Linked DNA regions of Homo sapiens: region 2 is linked to region 1. A link is a contact called in ENCODE Hi-C or POLR2A ChIA-PET data. All regions are on one chromosome and are shown on one strand. Each heading gives the region's core, a stretch centred on a gene start or an enhancer-like site at or near the end of the contact. The rest is flanking DNA. Distances are from core to core; before and after follow the strand shown. Region 1 overlaps EPS8 (EGFR pathway substrate 8, signaling adaptor). Region 2 overlaps PTPRO (protein tyrosine phosphatase receptor type O).

Region 1 (4,217 bases), core at 514-3,013:
CTAGCCTAGGTTTATATTTTTTAAATTTTAAGTTAATTATTTGTCTTTTTATAGAAACAAAGGATGGAGTATGGCCCAAGACCAGCTGATACTCCCCCTGCTCCATCACCTCCTCCAACACCAGCTCCTGTTCCTGTTCCCCTTCCCCCTTCCACTCCAGCACCTGTTCCTGTGTCAAAGGTCCCAGCAAATATAACACGTCAAAACAGCAGCTCCAGTGACAGTGGTGGCAGTATCGTGCGAGACAGCCAGAGACACAAACAACTTCCGGTGGACCGTAAGTTTCCCAGGGAGGCAAAAAATGTCTTCTGCAAATTAAAAGCACTACTAAGTAAAATATTGTTTACTGCTGATTCTACTTGTATTAAAGTCCTTTATACTTGCATGGTACTTAATAGATTGCAAAGATTTTCACCTGGTTTCTCATCAGCTACGTAGTTCTGAGAAACAGGAAGTATTCTCTCCACTCTCTAATGCATGCCTTTCTACTCCTTTTCCAATCTGTTATGATAATTGAATGCAGACTCTGGAGCCAGACATCCTGGAATTTGTATACCAAAACAACACTTGCCAGCTTCCTGACCTTCAATGATTTAATTATCCTCTCAGCACTTCAATATCTAAAAAGTGGAGAAAAATAATAGTATCTGCTTCATAGGATAAGTGTGAGGATTTAATGAGATAATGCATAGAAAGCATCTACTTCAGTGCTTCTCAGCCAGGAGCGATTTTGTCTTCTTCTCCATCCTTCTGAGGACATTTGATATTGCCTGAAGACATTTTTGGTTGTCAAAACTGGGGGGATGCTACTGATGTCTAATGGGTAGAGACCAGGGACACTTAGCAACAATTACAATGCACAGGACAGTCCCCAGCAACAGAGTTATCTGGCCCAAAATATCAATGGTGCTGAGGTTGAAAACCCCTGACTGATTTTGACCCCTGTATGACACGTAATATGCAGTCACTAACTACATCCTGCTGTCGCCATCATCATCATCATCATAACCTTCCTACTTCTCTTCCTCTTGTTTGCTATTCACAGTAGCTGCACAATCACACTATGTTAATATAATCACCTGCCAATAGTAGTCTCAGATTTAGCCTCCAAATTCAAATTTCATGTGACTTACACTTCAGTGCCATATTTTCATAACTTGAAATTTGATGTTTCATATAAATGGTTTCTATGAAAACCATATTTAAGTAAACTAAAAAGACACTATGACCAACTTTGGATTATCCTTATTTGTATTATTGGTGAATAGCAGTGTAGATATTTTGAAAACTGAAGGTAGTTTTAAGATAAATTTTGTTTAACCTTGTAGTATATGGCATGTCAATTTAATCTCCAAATTTGGTGTTTTAAACGTATTATAAAGTTACTTGGCTTTACCTATACTTGATGTGTAAAAACTCTTGGAAAACCAGAGCTATGAAGATATTTCATATTTCCCCAATATGACAAAAGTATATGAAGTGTGTGTGTGTATGTGTGTGTGTGTGTGTGTGTGAGTGAGAGAGAGATAGAGAGACAGAGAGAGAGAGATGGATATCTATCTTTCCCTCAATGTGGGCCTCTCTTAGGGTTCTGCCTTCGTTTTCCACATAAACATACTTTTACTGTAGTTCATTCTATTTCCATTTCTTTCAATACTATTTATATTGTTGGGAAAAGAATGATTCCCAAATTAGTCATCGTATTAAAACTCATCTCTGACATCCAGATACCAGTATGGAACTATTAACTTTATAGCTGAGATTGGATGCTTTCTATTTATGTTCAAAACTAAATGGCTGAATCTTTCACTCCCATTTTCATCCTACTGTTTTTCTCACGTCAGTAAGTTATTGCCACATCTGTTCAGTTGTGGACATTCTTGATAAAATAAAAAATAAAAAAGACACTAAAACTATTACTATTTAACAATTCTAAAAATTCTGGTTAAATGCAATAAGCATAAGCCTACTTTTACTCATTAATTTTTCTCCCACGGTATGTCCAATTTAAATGACTGTCATATCTATCTTGCCAGGAAACTAAAGGAAAAATGAAGTTTTGGAAAAGTGATTAGCTCTTTCTGTACAGCAAAAACAACTGTGTGCGTGAGTGTGTAGAACCATAATAAAATAGAATATGCTACTAAGTTTTTAAAATTATGTGGAGTTTTTAAAAAGAGTTTTCTTTTTCAAATACACTAAAGACATAGTTTTAAGATGAGAAATTTCTATAAATATTTTTATTGAGTTCCCTAAGGAGAAAACTTCCTCTTAGAAATGACTGTTCTCTTCTTTATTCTTCCCACAAGTTTATAGCATTTCCCTCCGTAGAGACGTCAGCACAGTCATCTTTGACACGGTGGGACTCTTTATCCAGGCCTAGCTAGGATCAAAGTTCATCGGCCTCCAGTCCCCATTTGGAGCAGTGTGTGGGTTAGGACAGTCTGTTCTTTGTTCACGCTGAGAAACCAAGAATAACCTAGTGGGAAAGAGGCATAGTTTGCATACTTTTAAAGATAGAGAACTCTCCTGATAATTGTGACTCATCATGTTGAAGTCTGTTTTTCATAAGTAAAAGGGTGGCATTGGTGTATAAAATATAAACATCTCTCCCAAAATTAACACACATACTTGTTTCCTTAGAATATTAAAAATCTTACAATATATTTGCAACTTATGTAAGTTCCTTTTTAAAATATCTCAAAAATACAGTTTGGCATTAAATAAATATATTTCTTTTTATAAAACAAATATTTCTTGATAACTTTATTGCAGAACAGTTTTTCTCTGAATGAATGTTGGGGCTTAATGTTCTTTTAGAACCAGACAGTAGCACATATTTCAGTGTGTGTTTATTGATAGCCAAATTTCTCTCAAAATATGCCTACTCATCTACCCACATTCTCTGCTTACTGCCTAAACTTCTGGTAAAAATAAAATGAAAGGAACTAGGAAGTAAATACTCATAGAAATCTATCAAGTAGCAGCTATGAACAGGGGAAAAAAGCCAACATGCCTGTTTTTACAACGTAGCAAGTGGCAAGAGTGAAGCCCTTTTGTGGAAGTCTGTGTGTTGCCTATTCAAAATAACTGTGAAGCCTTGTGTCATAGAAGCTATTCAGGCTGTTTTATCGCAGGATCCCAAAAGGTTCTCCTTTTATCGCTTTTAAGATGCCAAACTTTAGTTGCTTTGTATTTCTCCCATTTCCTTTGAAATGGTAGTCCTTTTATTCGAATTTAATCTTTTGTAATCAGAGTGTTACTTTAGAAAGGTGTAAAGTTATTCTGGTTTGCTGTTGTGTGTTAGAACATTGGAAATGGAAAGCAAAAGCCCAGGAACATGTTAGGTGGAGGTTTTTTTGTCCTTCCTGGAAGAAAACTATGCTGTGGACTGGTGATGATTGATATACTGACTAAGTCAGCAGATGAGAAACCAAATCTTTTAGTGTGGTGATACATTTTATTTTTTATTCTTTTGAGATGCACTCATATGCTGTTTGACAGTTTGTTGTAGTGATTTTTTAAAAGGTAGCTAATGAAATGCACATAATGTATACTTAAATGTAACAATCAATAGTATTCTCTCTTACTCTCTCTAGCACCCCCTACTCCTCCCTCCCTCCCTCCCTCCCCTTTTCCCCTTTTTTGATTACTTCAAAAGATTTCCTAGATACTTGAGGCATTAAAAAAAATTAGACTGAAATAACACTAACTATTCACACTTTCCCTTATTTCCCAGGGGCACCAAACACTTTCTAAAACCCTTTCCCTAGGGGGGAAAAATCATAGAACATTGGTCACAAAAAGCTCCCTAAGTGACCAGGTTATTGTCACTTGCCAACTTAATTAGATTGTTCTTATTTCTTGAAAGTGAAAACAAACAACGAACATAATGTACCTATGTATATATACACACATATTTTAAAATACACAGACACATGATTCCCCTTCCTGTACTTTTATGCCTTTCCTATTTTTGTCATGACAGTATGTTCATATACACACACATCTTTTCCATTAGCATAAATGGCTAGGAAAAAGGAGTAGCTAGGGAAGTTAATCAAAGGTGATTTTAATGACTTTGGCTATAAAACAGCCCTCTGCTGAAAGTCAGAAGATCCAGTTCTAGCTAAATTATTCTACTAATTGAAATGTGACTTTGACAGATCATTTCTCTGTTTTTGGCCTTCATTTTCTTATCTGGTTATGTAAGGGGT
Region 2 (4,217 bases), core at 675-3,174, 96 kb after region 1:
TGATCTCTTTGGTTTACTCCCTCATCTCCTTTAGGCTCTGACTCAAACATCACCTTCACAGTGACACTTACTCTACTCCTCACAAAAATTGCACCCATCCCCCACAGCACTTCCTATCCTCTTTTCCTCTTTCACTTTTCTCCATGACACTTATCACCATTTAACATTCTTATATTTATGTTTATCATCTCCTTTTCTCCATTAGAATGAGGGTTGACATTTTTGTCAGTTTTGTTCATTTCTGTATGCTCAGAACCAAGAATAGTGTGTGGCATATAGTAAATGCTAAGTAAATATTCTCTGATTCACAGGATGAATAATTTTTTAAAAAAGTATAAGACCTTAAGCATTTTATTAGCTTCTTTCTAGCTGACTGGCAGCCTACAGATTTCTATGTATCTATAACCATATTTGAGAGAGACAGAGAGAAAAAGCCTACTATCCCCCAAATACTTAACATTTCAAAGTATTTTGATTTTTTTCTTGTCCATAGCCAAATTATGTTTTAAAGATTTCTAATCTCTATAAAGGTTTGTATGAGTAAGATTAAGAAAATCAAGCCAATGTCCCTAAGACCAAATTCCAAAGAGGAACGGAAAGTCACAAAAGTGGGTATGAGGCTCCTCCCTGTTCTGTTAAATTTTTTAATAGAAAAAATGAAGTTTGAAGGAAAAAGGCCACACCCCAGTCCAGGAATAGAAGCAGCAGATGGATAAAAAGTACGAAATGACTGTTTCTGGACCAAGACCTAGCAATGTATAAAGCGTGTCACATTTCTCTAAGCGCCAGCTTGTTCAAATGAGGACATAGCACTGAATTATCTCCAAAAGCTCTCCTAGCACTAAAGTTATATGATTCCTTATCTCGAACGTGCCCGAACATGTCTGTGGTCAGGATAAAGCATAAGTTTGATGATGGTGGTGTGCAATTCTGTTTTTGTTTTGTTTTGTTTTGTTTTCTCTGACCTCCTTAGCTGTTCCTTTCCACTCTCTCTTTCTGATGCTTCCTGCTAAGCTGAATTTCTAACTGCTGGGGTGGCTCCTCTAGAGTTGATCCAGGGCTTCTCTTTTCTTCCCTGTCTTTACTTACTACTTGGTGATTTCATCCAGACACTTCCAAATTTATATTTCCAGCCCAGAATTCTCCCCTGGCCTTCACATCTGCACCGGGATATCCAATAATCATTTTAAATTTGTTTACATCCAAAGAAGAATCCTTGATTCTTACTTCACCCTAAATGTCCTCCTCCTGTAGTTTTACTAGTCATCTCAATCTCAGTGAATTGCGCCACCATTTGTCCTAGTTGCTCAAGGGTGAAGCCTGGGAGTCATTAATTTCCCTTTCCCTCACTTCGTGTTTCTGCCGTATCAGAAAGTTCTGTGGACACAACCTCCAAAAGAGCTCCTGAATTCTGTCCACTTCTCTTCATCTCCATTACAACCACCGTAGTCAAAGTTACCATCACTCTCTTGCAACTTCTTTGAATTAGAATATAATTTTTAAAGCTGGCACAAATAGCCCCTTAATTAGTTCCCCTACTTTCATTGTTGATACAATAATCCCTTTCTCATTAAGCAACCAGAGGGATTGTTTTAAATGTAAATCGGACTGTTTATTTTAAGTTCTCTAAATGGCCCTTCATTACTCTGAAGATAATATTCCAACTGCATGCCTTAAAAGATCTATACTCAGGCCTGCCTGTTCCCTCTGTCTGGCATCCTCCTTCTTGGCCTTTTTGTGGCTGGTTCTTCTTGTTATTCAGACCATAGCCTCCATGGCTTCCTCAAAGAAAGCTTTGACCACACAGTCATTCTGCACCACATTTCCCTGTTGTAGAGCACTGTACAGCACTATTACCATCTTCCCCTTCACTAGATCATAAGCTCCTTGTGAACAGAAAGTGAAAGTAGCGCTCTGGGTTCATTACCATCACGACTACCACAAGTACTCTGGCATCTGAGTAGTACTTAGAAGGTTCTTAATATATATTAGTTAAATGGATTGATGAATGGATATTCTATTACCAGAGAGCTATTTGTGATGTGTCCAACACGTCTCATTCCTGTTTTTTCTTTCCTTTCTTTTTCTTTTTTTTAAGGTTGGGAAACTGATTATCTTATGTAGACTTAACATGTCCTCTTAAAGTTGGCCCAGGGATCCAGGTTGATTCACCAAGACTAGAAGATAGTAATGACTGACTGTCAAAGGGACCTGTCACCACATACCACCAAAGTTTCGTGAAACTGCTGGCAACCTAAAATTCCTAATGGGATGGTTGGTTCAACATCCTGGGAAAAGCACCATTATTGGTGCATTTCTTTTTATGGATGTTTATTGATGATACAATGTTGAGAATTATTGGCAACTGTTTGAGGGCTCTCTACCCTTGCACATGACACATTAGATTAATTTATATGATACTGGACTCATTGGTAGTTTGGTTTCTTTCTATAGAGGTAGAACCTACCCTCCATGACACAGGAGTCATTCAGAGGCATTCTAAAGAGGCCTCTATTATAGATAAATTGAACTGCAGGTTAGCCCAACCAGTTACGGCCCCAGCTTTAACAATGGCATTCTGATTCAAACATGCTCTGAAAAATCTGTGCCAAAGTTGTATTTTTCTTTAAAGGAGAATGACTATGACTTCTATATATATCAAAATGAATGCTGGGAAGAAACATAAAACAACTAGAATGAAAGTTCTGTAAAAAACACACACAAACACACACAAAACCTGCAATTCAGGTACTACTAAAGCAAGATATTATTTCACTTCTCTGAAAGGTTAAACTTGTTCCGATTAAATATTAACTGCAATACTATGTTCAACTTTGAGGTCCGCAATTTCAATTCATTCAACAGTATCTGTTAAGCAGTTATAGGTGTTCAGGCATTGTGTTATATAAAATGGAAAGGGCTTATATACACAATAACATGATTAGTAGAACAGATCTTTTGACTAAAGGATAAAAACCAACATTATATGTTTTCAAGAAAATAAGAAAGGCACATCATAAAAAGATTGTCTTGTCTACAGAGAGGAATAAGATAGAAACAATATTCCATTTGATATTTAAGATACCAATAAGAAAAAGGTTATTGATCCTAAGGGTTACATTAACTAGAAATAATTTCCATGAAAACTCAACTTTCCTTCTTGTAAAGTTTAAATAAATTTTCCAAGCTGGTTTACATAGTCCATTCTATTATCAGGGAGACATGGAGACTCCAAACATTTTGATAAGTTTGGGAAACTATCATGGTTTTAACTCACAGTCCTATGTAGATACAGTTGTACTAGTTCATGACTTTGACTCATATTCCTGAGGCACCTTCGACCATGATGTCACATAGAAATTTCAGTGAAGTATCCAATAGGCCCACTAAATGCTACTTTGATAAGACCACCTCTGAACTTAAATTTTAAGGGAGACTGAAAAACCAAATGAGTTGGAGAAAGCTGCTAGGACCTGAGAAACACTTAATAGCTTCCTGTATTAGTAAAGCTTGGAAAAAGGAAGACATTGGGAATATGAGCTCAATCTTCAAGTAATTACAGTTACCTGGAAATGAGTTTTTGAACGGCCCTTTACACCCACAGAGGTCAGAGTCAGAGATAATGGCTGGAATTGGTAGACAGGCAACTTTTTTCTTAATAGAAAGATTATGCAAAGTTGGAAGTTGGTGCTCTCCACATTCGTAGAATTTAAGTATAGACCACAAGGGAGGAAGAGCAGATTGCCTTCAGTGCAGGAAAGGTAAGAGACAACCCTTGATCCTCAATTGGGGCACTAGTGCCCCCTTGAGGGTGTTTGAAAGTTTGGAGGAATGTTTTTATTAGTCACAGCAGAGGGAATTAGCTGTTCTTTTGTGGTCAGGACTTAGAAATGCTAGCCGTCCTGGAATTATTAAGAGGACACCAAAAGACAAATTGTCCCATGTCCCACATCCCACATGACTTTCAAATGTCATACCAGAGAAAATCCACCATAAGTGTAAATTGCAAGTACTTTGCTACATAATATTGAAAGTTTTTAAAAAGAAATTAAGTAAAATAATTTAGAAGAAAGTTGTCATGAAAAGGCATATTTAAATCCAATTAAGATAGTATTTAAAATTATAAATTATTCAATATTATAATTTTTACTTCCATAGTGTCTAATCAACACATCACATATTTCCAAATTACCTATACAATTTTAAAGTATTTCAGC

What was found. A loop is a pair of places that touch in the nucleus more often than their neighbours do. ChIA-PET counts read pairs that join two places held with the same protein, here RNA polymerase II (POLR2A). Pooled maps may share reads with other maps.
Region 2: a loop to region 1 is called in a map of ascending aorta, with 8 times the contacts of the local background. The contact joins two enhancer-like sites. A Hi-C loop is called at or near these places in 1 of 168 maps with a recorded cell type or tissue (ascending aorta) and 1 of 50 pooled maps. POLR2A ChIA-PET finds 5 or more read pairs at or near these places in 1 of 52 experiments (activated T-cell).

The regions. Positions count from the first base shown.
Region 1 is chr12:15,627,502-15,631,718 of GRCh38, reverse strand. It overlaps EPS8 (EGFR pathway substrate 8, signaling adaptor), which reads left to right. Exons shown (of 21, transcript NM_004447.6): 18 at 55-277. Among named protein-coding and RNA genes, the nearest start is that of EPS8, 160 kb to the left of the region's middle. RefSeq lists a cis regulatory region at 2,386-2,399 and an enhancer at 2,320-2,464. Within about 2 kb of position 1,763, at least 22 of the 41 ENCODE cell types and tissues checked have a DNase peak (open chromatin) inside an H3K27ac peak, as active enhancers do; they include ascending aorta, where a contact is called at or near this core.
Region 2 is chr12:15,532,163-15,536,379 of GRCh38, reverse strand. All of the region lies in intron 12 of PTPRO (protein tyrosine phosphatase receptor type O), which reads right to left. Among named protein-coding and RNA genes, the nearest start is that of PTPRO, 210 kb to the right of the region's middle. RefSeq lists enhancers at 218-1,417, 1,833-1,922. Within about 2 kb of position 1,924, at least 7 of the 41 ENCODE cell types and tissues checked have a DNase peak (open chromatin) inside an H3K27ac peak, as active enhancers do; they include ascending aorta, where a contact is called at or near this core.